Regions from separate parts of the Homo sapiens genome. Here region 1 is linked to region 2. A link is an interaction called in ENCODE POLR2A ChIA-PET data of the cell type or tissue named here. Cell type or tissue: Panc1. All regions are shown on one strand. Each heading gives the region's core, and the rest is flanking DNA. Links, peaks and the distances in the headings are about the cores only.

Region 1 (4,391 bases), core at 286-4,285, 56 kb before region 2:
GGGATCGTAAATGTGTCTGCTGGGGGTTGGGGTGAGAGGCGTTTGAATGCCTGGGAAAGGAATCCCAGACCCAAAGACTCTGCCCAGGAAGCGTCTGGAAGCCTCCTTACCCTAGCTCCCAGCTGTGCAGGGAGAGATGCTCTTACAATGCCAGGAGGGCAGGGCAAAAGCTGAGAGCTCTGCTACCTGCAAGTCTAGAGCCCAACAACTGGGTCCAGCTGGTGTCTACACAGATGGCAGGACCCCAGGTCACTGAGCTTTTCACTTTCCAGAACTGGGGAGGGGAAGAAAGGGGACATCTTACGTCCCTGTGTGCATCAGAATATGGGGTAAGGCATAGTTTAAAAGACATATTTAGGGATGGAAATGTTCTGAGCAGAGATGGTGGTGATGATTGCACAACTCTATAAATTTTCTAAACATTACTGAGTTATACACTTGCAATTTGTGGTATCTACATTATACCTCAATAAATCTGTTAAAAAAAATTATAACATCTCTTTAGAAAACCCATAAGGAGAGCTGTATTTTCCCAGCGCAAACCACTGGAGGTAAAGTTTGCATTCATATTTTTACTGGTGAGGTGTGGGTTTAAAAAGCTGGGGCCCCTTGGCAGCCCACCAGGGACTCGCGGGGCAGACACTCGGGGAACTCATAGCTCTCCTTTGTCTACAGATACCGCCTTCCTGCCCTCAGGGAGCTCCCAGTCGGGACAGAGAGAAAGTGCAAACAGAAATATCTAAATGCCCGGGATGCCCAGGAGTGACAAGGATCAGTGTGACCAGGGGAAGCAGGCCAGGTACCGGGGACTCCAGAGTGGGGAGAGGAACTGGCAGGAGATGGAGTTCCCGGACTTCAGCCTCTGTGCCCCACCCCCAACCAGGTCCCCACACCAACCCCCTCCTGCCAGCTGTCTCCCCCTGTGCCTTCCCTCTAGCCCTGCTTCAGCTCAATCCATTACCTTCTGTTTACAGCCTCTTCAGACAGTTTTCCTTGGCTTGATGCAAGCCAATTTGAATTAATTTTCCAAGCATGACCCTGTGAGTCACTGTATTAAATGCCTTCCACATAGTTCTCATTGCTGCACACACACGGTGCATTGGCCAACCATCTGCAATCACAACGAGGTGCCCAGCCCCACAGAGTGGCGCCCAGCACGAGCAACAACATTCCCAAGAGTGGCCCTGGTACAGGCCAGGTGCAGAAGGATCCACGGCACACGTTCTTCCAGGGCTCCTTGGAAATAAAGCGAGGTGGGGCAGCTAAGGAAGGACTGTCCAACAATCAGCTTTCTTTCATTTAAACAGCTTTATTGAAATATAATTCACATAGCACAGAGTCACCCATTTGAGGTGTACAATTTAATGGTTTGTAGTGTATTAACGGAGCTGTGCAACCATCACCAGCCAATTTTAGATATTTTTGTCACTCCCCAAAGAAACCTCATACCCTTTAAACTATTTTCCTCCTACATCTCTCTCCCCCTGACCCTAAGCAGCCAGTAACCTACTTTCTGTCTGTGTAGATTTTCCTAGTCTGGACTTTCATTTGAATGGAAGTATATGATATGTGGACTTTATTGGTCAGCTTTTCAAAAGGAAAATTGCCAAAGGACTGTAGAGCAGCATTTTGCGGGGAGGTGGGTTCCTCCATATTGAGAGGAAGGTGGGCAGAAAAGGGAGAGGCTCTCACTCCATCTTTGCAGGAGCATTTCCAGGTGGGATGTGAAAGGGGTAGCCCTCCACTCGGTGTGAGCCAGTCCCACCCAGCCACAGCCTAACCTTGTCCTCCCACCTCGGGAAAGCCTCAAGTTCTTGTGCCCACAGAGACCTACCCTTTCTTATGCCTTTAACATATCCCCCAGGCTGGTCTCTCGTGGAGCTGCCATCCCAAAAGGAGAGAGAGAGAAGGAGAGCTGCCTGTCCAATTTTCAGGAGGAGCTAGAGGGAGCCCTGTTTTCTTTCACAGCCCAGGAGGAGAGGCTCCCCCACCTGCTTACACAGTCCATTTCCTAAAGGGTGCCTGCCATCACAGGAATTTACTGTCGGCCTCTTCCTTTCTCCTTGCTGAAGCAAATTGGCCTTTCTCCAGTTCACAAGAGCATCACAGAGAATGCTGGCAGCCTCCCTGCAGAGTCATCACCTGACTCGCTGTGTAATCCACAAAACCCGAGCTTCTCAAGGTTGGAGGCTTGGAGGCTGTCTGGCCCAGACTGCTACACGCAGCATGACACCACCAAGGGCTCGTCCAGGCTCTGCTTGGACACCTCTCCTCTCCTCACCACCTCTTGAGGCAGCCCCTTGCCTCCTGGTAAAGCCCTGTAGGAAATTCCCTGCTACCTTGAGCTGAAGCCTGTTTCCCTGTAACAACCTTCTTTTGTTCCCATTTTTATGGCTCTGACTTGGAGAGAAAGTTGAATTCCTTCTCTCTTTTATAGCCCTTAAGGAATTTAAGACAGATACTAGCCCACCTCAAGAGTCTTCTCTCGTCCAGCTGAGAATAGCAACCACACCACAACCATACTTATATGAGCACAGCAACACACACACACACACATAATATGGAAGAATCAGCCAAGAATCTCCTTGAGCTGCTGTCTGTGTAGGCTGGAGAACCAGGAAAGTCAATGATGTAATTCAGTGTAAGTCTGAAGGGCCAGGAACGAGGAGCACTGATGTCTGAAGACAGGCGAAGATGGATGTCCCAGCTCAAGCAGGGAGAGCAAATTCACCTTTCTTCTGCCTTTTTGTTCTCTTAGGGCCCTCCACAGACTGGCTGATGCCTACGCACAGCGGGGAGGGAGGCTTTTCTTTACTGAGTCTACCAAATCATATGCTAATCTCTTCTGGAAACATTCTCATAGGTACAGCCAGAAATAATGTTTGACCAGATATCTGGGCATTGTTTAGCCCAGTCAAGTTGACGCATACAATTAACCATCACAGTCACTTGTGCTTTTGGTGTCATATCTAAGAAACCATTGCCTAATTCAAGGTCATGGAGATTGACACCTACATTTTCTTCTAACAATTTTAGCGTTTTAGCTCTTACATTAAGGTCTGTGATCCACCTTGAGTTAATGTTTGTATATGATGTGAAGGAGGAGGTCCGAATTCATTCTTTTGCATGTGAATGTCCAATTTTCCCAGTACCATTTGCTGAAAAGACTATTCCTTCTCCCATTGAATTGTTGTGGCACACTTGTGGAAAAGCAATTGACCATAGCTGTGAGGTTTTGTTTCTGGAATCTCAATTCTACTCCATCGAATAGACATCCATTGACCTATATGTCTATCCTTATGCCAGAACTCTGCACATGCAATTTTTTATTCAGGGTTATAAAGACAATATAACTGCAAAGAAGTATTCTCCACAAGACATATTCTTTGAAGCAGAAATGTTTTTAATTTTTTTTTTTTTTTTTTGAGACAGAGTCTTGCTCTGTCACCCAGGCTGGAGTGCAGTGGTGCAATCTCGGCTCCCTGCAGCCTCCGCCTCCTAGGTTCAAGTGATTCTCCTGCCTCAGCCACCCGAGTAGCTGGGGTTACAGGTGTGCGCCATCACATCCGGCTAATTTTTGTACTTTTAGTAGAGACAGGGTTTCACCATAATGGCCAGGCTGGTCTTGAACTTCTGACCTCAAGTGAGCTACTCCTCTCAGCCTCCCAAAATGCTGGGATTACAGGTGTGAGCCACTGCACCCAGCCAGAAATGTTTTTAATTTTGATGAAGTTCAATTTATTTATTTTTTTCTTTGGTTGCTCGTATTTTTGTTCCCATATGAAGGAAACCATTGCCAAGGTCACAAAGATTTACCCCTATGTTTTCTTCTAAGAATTTTATAGTTTTGAAAGTTGTAGCTGTCGTATTTAAGTCTTGGATCCATTTTGAGTTAATGGCAAGGATGGCTTCTTTGATTTACATTCTGTTGGGCTCAATGTCTCAATTCCCCAAGGGCTTCTGAAGAGGAAGTTCAGTCGGAGCTCCTTTTGCTACAACTTCATCAAGAGATTTGGGAAAAGCAACATTTCATTAGCAGGTCCTGAGGAGCCTCCTGCCCCACCCCCACACCTTTGGAGGGAGAGACTGAGCATGGGCAATTTTTTTTTTTTTTTTTTTTGAGACAGTGTCTTGCTCTGTCACCTAGACTGTAGTGCAGTGACACAATTATGGCTCACTGCAGCCTCAAACTCCTGGGATCAAACAACCCTCCAACAACAGCCTCCCAAGTAGCTAGCACTACAGGCACACACCACCATGCCTGGCTATTTTATGTTTCTGTAGAAGCAGCATCTCACTATGCTGCCCAGGCTGGTCCCAAAGTGATCCTCTGGCCTCAGCCTCCCAAAGTGCTGGGATTACAGGCATGAGCCATCAAACTTGACTGAGCA
Region 2 (4,391 bases), core at 318-4,317:
AGCATTGAAGTACATTGAAGTACTGACAAGATTCTAAGAACAACCATGACAGAACCTAGGAGACAGGAAATTCAGAGAGGTAACTAGAGAGTGAGGGTGGGTTTCTTGGAAGGCCCCAATCTTCTTTTTAGAAGAGAAAATAGTGGTAGAAAGTCACAAAGAGACTTGCCCCAAGTCACAGATGCGTCCTTTATATCCACTGCCTCTAAACTACAGAAGGCTTTTTTGTGTAGAGGATTAATTTCCTTTCTCCTCCCACATGTTAAAACAGTTCCATTTTCTTTCACACACCATACGATTTACCTGTTAAAATACACAGCTCGGTGGTTTCTAGTGTATTCAAAACTGTGCAACCATCACTCTCATTATCTAATTTTAGAACATTTTATTACCCTAAAAAGAAACCCCTTACCAGCCCCTCCCATTTCCCACCTTCCCCCTGGCCCTCAGCAGCTACTAATCTGCTTTCAGCCTCTATGGATTTCCCTATTCTGGGCATTCATATAAATGGAATGATATAATATCTGGCCTTTTGTGTCTGGCTTCTTTTACTTAGCGTGATATTGTCAAGGTCCATCCACGTTGTAGCATGGATCAGATATTCATTCCTTTTTATGGTCAAATAGTATTCCATTTTATGGGTAGACCACATGGTGTTTATCTGTTCCCCAGCTGATGAACATTCAGGTTGTTTCTGCTTTGCAGCTGCTATGAATGGTGCTGCTGTGAACAGTTATGTACAGGTGTTTGTGTGGACTTATGTTTTTAATTCTCTTGGGTGGAGTTGTGAAGTCATATGGTAATGCTATGTTTAACTTTGTAAGGAACTGTCAGACTATTTTACAAAGTTGCTGTGTCATTTTACAATCCCACCAGCAGTGTAGGAAGGTTCCAGTTTCTCTATGTCCTTGCCAACACTTGTTATTTTCTGTTTCATTTTTATTTTAGTCATCCTGGTAAGTGTGAAGTGGTAACTCATGATGGGTTTGGGTTTGATTTGCATTTCCCTAGTGACTAATGAAGTTGGGTGTCTTTTTTTTTTTTTTTTTTTTTTTGGAGACAGGGTGTTGCTCTGTCACCCAGGCTGGAGTGCAGTGGCACCAACAAGGCTCACTGCAGCCTCTGCCTCCCAGGCTCAACCAATCTTCCCACCTTAGCCTCCTGATTAGCTGGGGCTACAGGTGTGTACCACCATGCCGAGCTTTTTTTTTTTTTTTTTTTTTTTTTTTTAGTTTTTGTAGAGACAGGGTTTCGCCATGTTGCCCAGGCTGGTCTTGAACTCCTAGGCTCAATTGATCCTTCTGCCTTGGCCCCCAAAGTGCTGGGATTACAAGTGTGAGCCACCACACCTGGCTTGGGCATCCTTTTATGTGCTCATTAGATCATGTGTTCTGGAGTAAAATTCTGTTTAAGGCAAAGGGCACTAAACCTGGAACCAGGAGGCCCTGGCCATACCCTGAATCACGGTGAGTCCTTCATGTTTCTTGTTAGATTTATCTGTTGCCAGGTACTTCATGGTATATCATTCCTTTATAAATGCATCTTCCTACTTGAGAGCAGGGACCTTATTGGTCAAATTCAACACTTCTGCTCTATGTTTTCAATTGCCACCTTCTCCCTTTTCTTAATTCTTTCCACTCACCTAAAAAGCTAAAGTTTTCCTTCATCCTTCAACATCTCTCTTTCCTCTGCCTCCCTTTTAATAAGCTAGTATCTTATCTCCTTTCTCCTTTAGGTCTCCACTCCCTACCTTTCTACCTCATCTGCCTTCAATTCTCAGTCAAACTGGAGTGTGACTTCTGTCATCTTCCCCTCTTGTCTACTGGAAGGTTTCTCTACGGCCACCAGGGTACCTGTATTTTTTAGGTTGATTATTGAAGTAGCAGGTCCCAAATCATTGATACCAGTGACCTCTCTGATGAGTGGAATTGGAAGGAAGGGGTGACCTCACTCCTTGCTGTAGAGTTGTTATTTGGGAGAATGTATATAAGAAAGTCCTTAAATTAGCTTGATAGAGAGCAGGCAATGGTAGCAATGTGGCATAGAACTGCTTATTTAGAGTTGGTAGCAGGAAATGTCTACATTAGTGATATCCAAATAATGGACCCCAATGACCTTTGAATTGATATTGGGGTCAAGCATTGAATGTAAACAGTTAATGATGAGCTGGGTCATATGTGTACTGCAATTTAAAAAATGTATTTAAATGTTGCTTTGATTAATAAATTGCAGAAATTTTAGAATCTGATAGGGGCAGGCCTTTAAAAAATTACTCTTGTTTTGAAATTTATCTTCCCATGCATTTTATTCACATATACTTTAGAGTCAAGTTTTTAAAAAAAGTCCGTTGGGATTCCGATTGCACTTGCATTGACTAGGTGAGAGTCTTAGGAAAATCAACATTTTTTTCCTTTTTTTTTTCTTTTCTTTCCTTCTTTTTTTTTTTTAGTAGTATTAAGTTTTCCTATTCAAATTCAAGGTCTCTCTATATTTAGTTCTGTTGTCTTTGTGTTTTATGACTTTTTTCAAGTTTATTTTTCACATTGCTTGTCAGACTTATTCTCAAGTGCTCTGTAGTATATATTCCTGTTGTGAATGGGACATTTTTCCCCCATGGTGTTTTCTTTCCCTTTTTTTTTTTTTAGACAGAGTTTTGCCCTTGTTGCCCAGGCTGGAGTGCAGTGGTATGATCTTGGCTCACTGCAGCCTCCGCCTCCCGGGTTCAAGTGATTATCCTGTCTCAGCCTCCTGAGTAGCTGGGATTACAGGCATGTGCCACCATGCCCAGCTAATTTTTGTATTTTTAGTAGAGACAGGGTTTCACCATGTTGGCCAGGCTGGTCTTGAACTCTTGACCTCAGGTGATCTGCCTGCCTCAGCCTCCCAAAGTGCTGGGATTACAAGCGTGAGCCACTGCACCTGGCCCCCTACTATGTTCTCTAAGTGAGGATTGTTGGTGTCTGAGAAAGCTACTGGTGTGTGTGTGTGTGTGTGTGTGTGTGTGTGTGTGTGTGTGTGTGTATGTGTTTGAGATAAGGTCTTACTCTGTTACCCAGCCTGGAGTGCCTAGCATTCTTCGTTAGCCACTTTACCTAACAATCTTTTTATTTTTATTTCTCCTAGTTTTATTGTTTTGTGTATTTTTAGTGTTGTTTTCTTTTTTTGAGACGTGGACTCACTGTTGCCCAGGCTGGAATGCAGTGGTGCGATCACAGCTCACTGCAGCCTCAAACTCCTGGCCTCAAGCAGTTCTTCTGCCGTAGCCTCCTGAGTAGCTGGGACTACAGGCACATGCCACCACACCTGGCTAATTTTTAAATTTTATGTAGAAACGGGCTCTTGTTATGCCCAAGCTGGTCTTAAACTCCTGGCCTCAAGCAATCCTCCTGCCTCAGTCTTTCAAAGTGCTGGGCTTACAGGTATGAGCCACCATGCCTGGCCTTTCCTAGTTTTGCTCTTGATTCTGTTGGCATTTCCAGGTATATAACCATATTATCTGCAAATAGTGATGACTTTCCTCTTCCAATATTTTTCCCTTTATAATCACTTATCTGGTTCTCTTATCTGATTCTACTGGCTATTAAATAATAGTGGTGCTAATAGTCTCTTTGCTTGTTCTTGACTTTAGTTTGTGATATGTATTTTTATCACATTAAGGATAAATCCTGACTCCTATTTTTACTAAGGATTTGTCTTTTTAAAAAATCAGAATTGGATGCCAAATTTTATCAAGTGGTCCTTTGGTGTCTCCCAAGGTCTCTCTGCTTCTATTTAACCTGTTAATGTAGTAAATTCTATCAATAGTTTTTCTGTATATTTATGACTTTTTTGTTTCTTTCTTTCTTTTTTTTTTTTTTTTATTAAGAGACAGGGTCTCGCTATGTTGTCCATGCTGGTTTCGATCACTTGGGCTCAAGCAGTCCTCCTGCATTGGCCTCCCAAAGTACTGGGAATATAGGCATGAGCCACCATGCCTGACCTAGATATGATTTTTATATCAGTATTTAAAAGTGAGATTAGACTGTAGTATAGTTTTTCTGTACTACCTTTTCCAGCTGTTACTAAAAGAAATGGGCAGTTTTTCTTATTTCTCTGCTCTGGAAAATTGGAACAGGAGAGAAATTATCTGTCTTTTGAGGACTGACATAATTCTTTTGTGGACTGAGCCTAGGTTGATTCTTTTAAAGAGGTAATTCAAAGACAACTTTCCTGTTCTTCCCCGTGGCATTTTCTCTGTTTAGATTTTTGTCTTTCTTCCTGACTAAATTTTGAAAATGTGTGTATTTCTATGATGATAACCATTTCATCTAGTTGAATATAAGTTTCATAAAGGCAGGATTTAAAAAATCTGTTTTGTTCACTGTTATATTCCCAGGACCTAGAACAGGATA

The links. Peaks named below come from ENCODE experiments on the same cell type or tissue, not always from the same donor. Only the 100,000 strongest peaks of a DNase experiment are listed, where the experiment ranks them.
Region 1: POLR2A ChIA-PET joins it to region 2 with 8 read pairs; 3 of 35 experiments call an interaction of 5 or more read pairs at or near these places.

What each region holds. Positions count from the first base shown.
Region 1 is chrX:150,932,368-150,936,758 of GRCh38, reverse strand. No RefSeq gene overlaps it. Among named protein-coding and RNA genes, the nearest start is that of LINC02927, 17 kb to the right of the region's middle. In Panc1, for the core only: no CTCF peak of the experiment used is centred there; a DNase peak (open chromatin) is centred at 2,147; H3K4me3 peaks cover 640 bases; H3K27ac peaks cover 2,868 bases.
Region 2 is chrX:150,876,590-150,880,980 of GRCh38, reverse strand. All of the region lies in intron 1 of CD99L2 (CD99 molecule like 2), which reads left to right. Among named protein-coding and RNA genes, the nearest start is that of CD99L2, 20 kb to the left of the region's middle. RefSeq lists an enhancer at 183-282. In Panc1, for the core only: no CTCF peak of the experiment used is centred there; no DNase peak of the experiment used is centred there.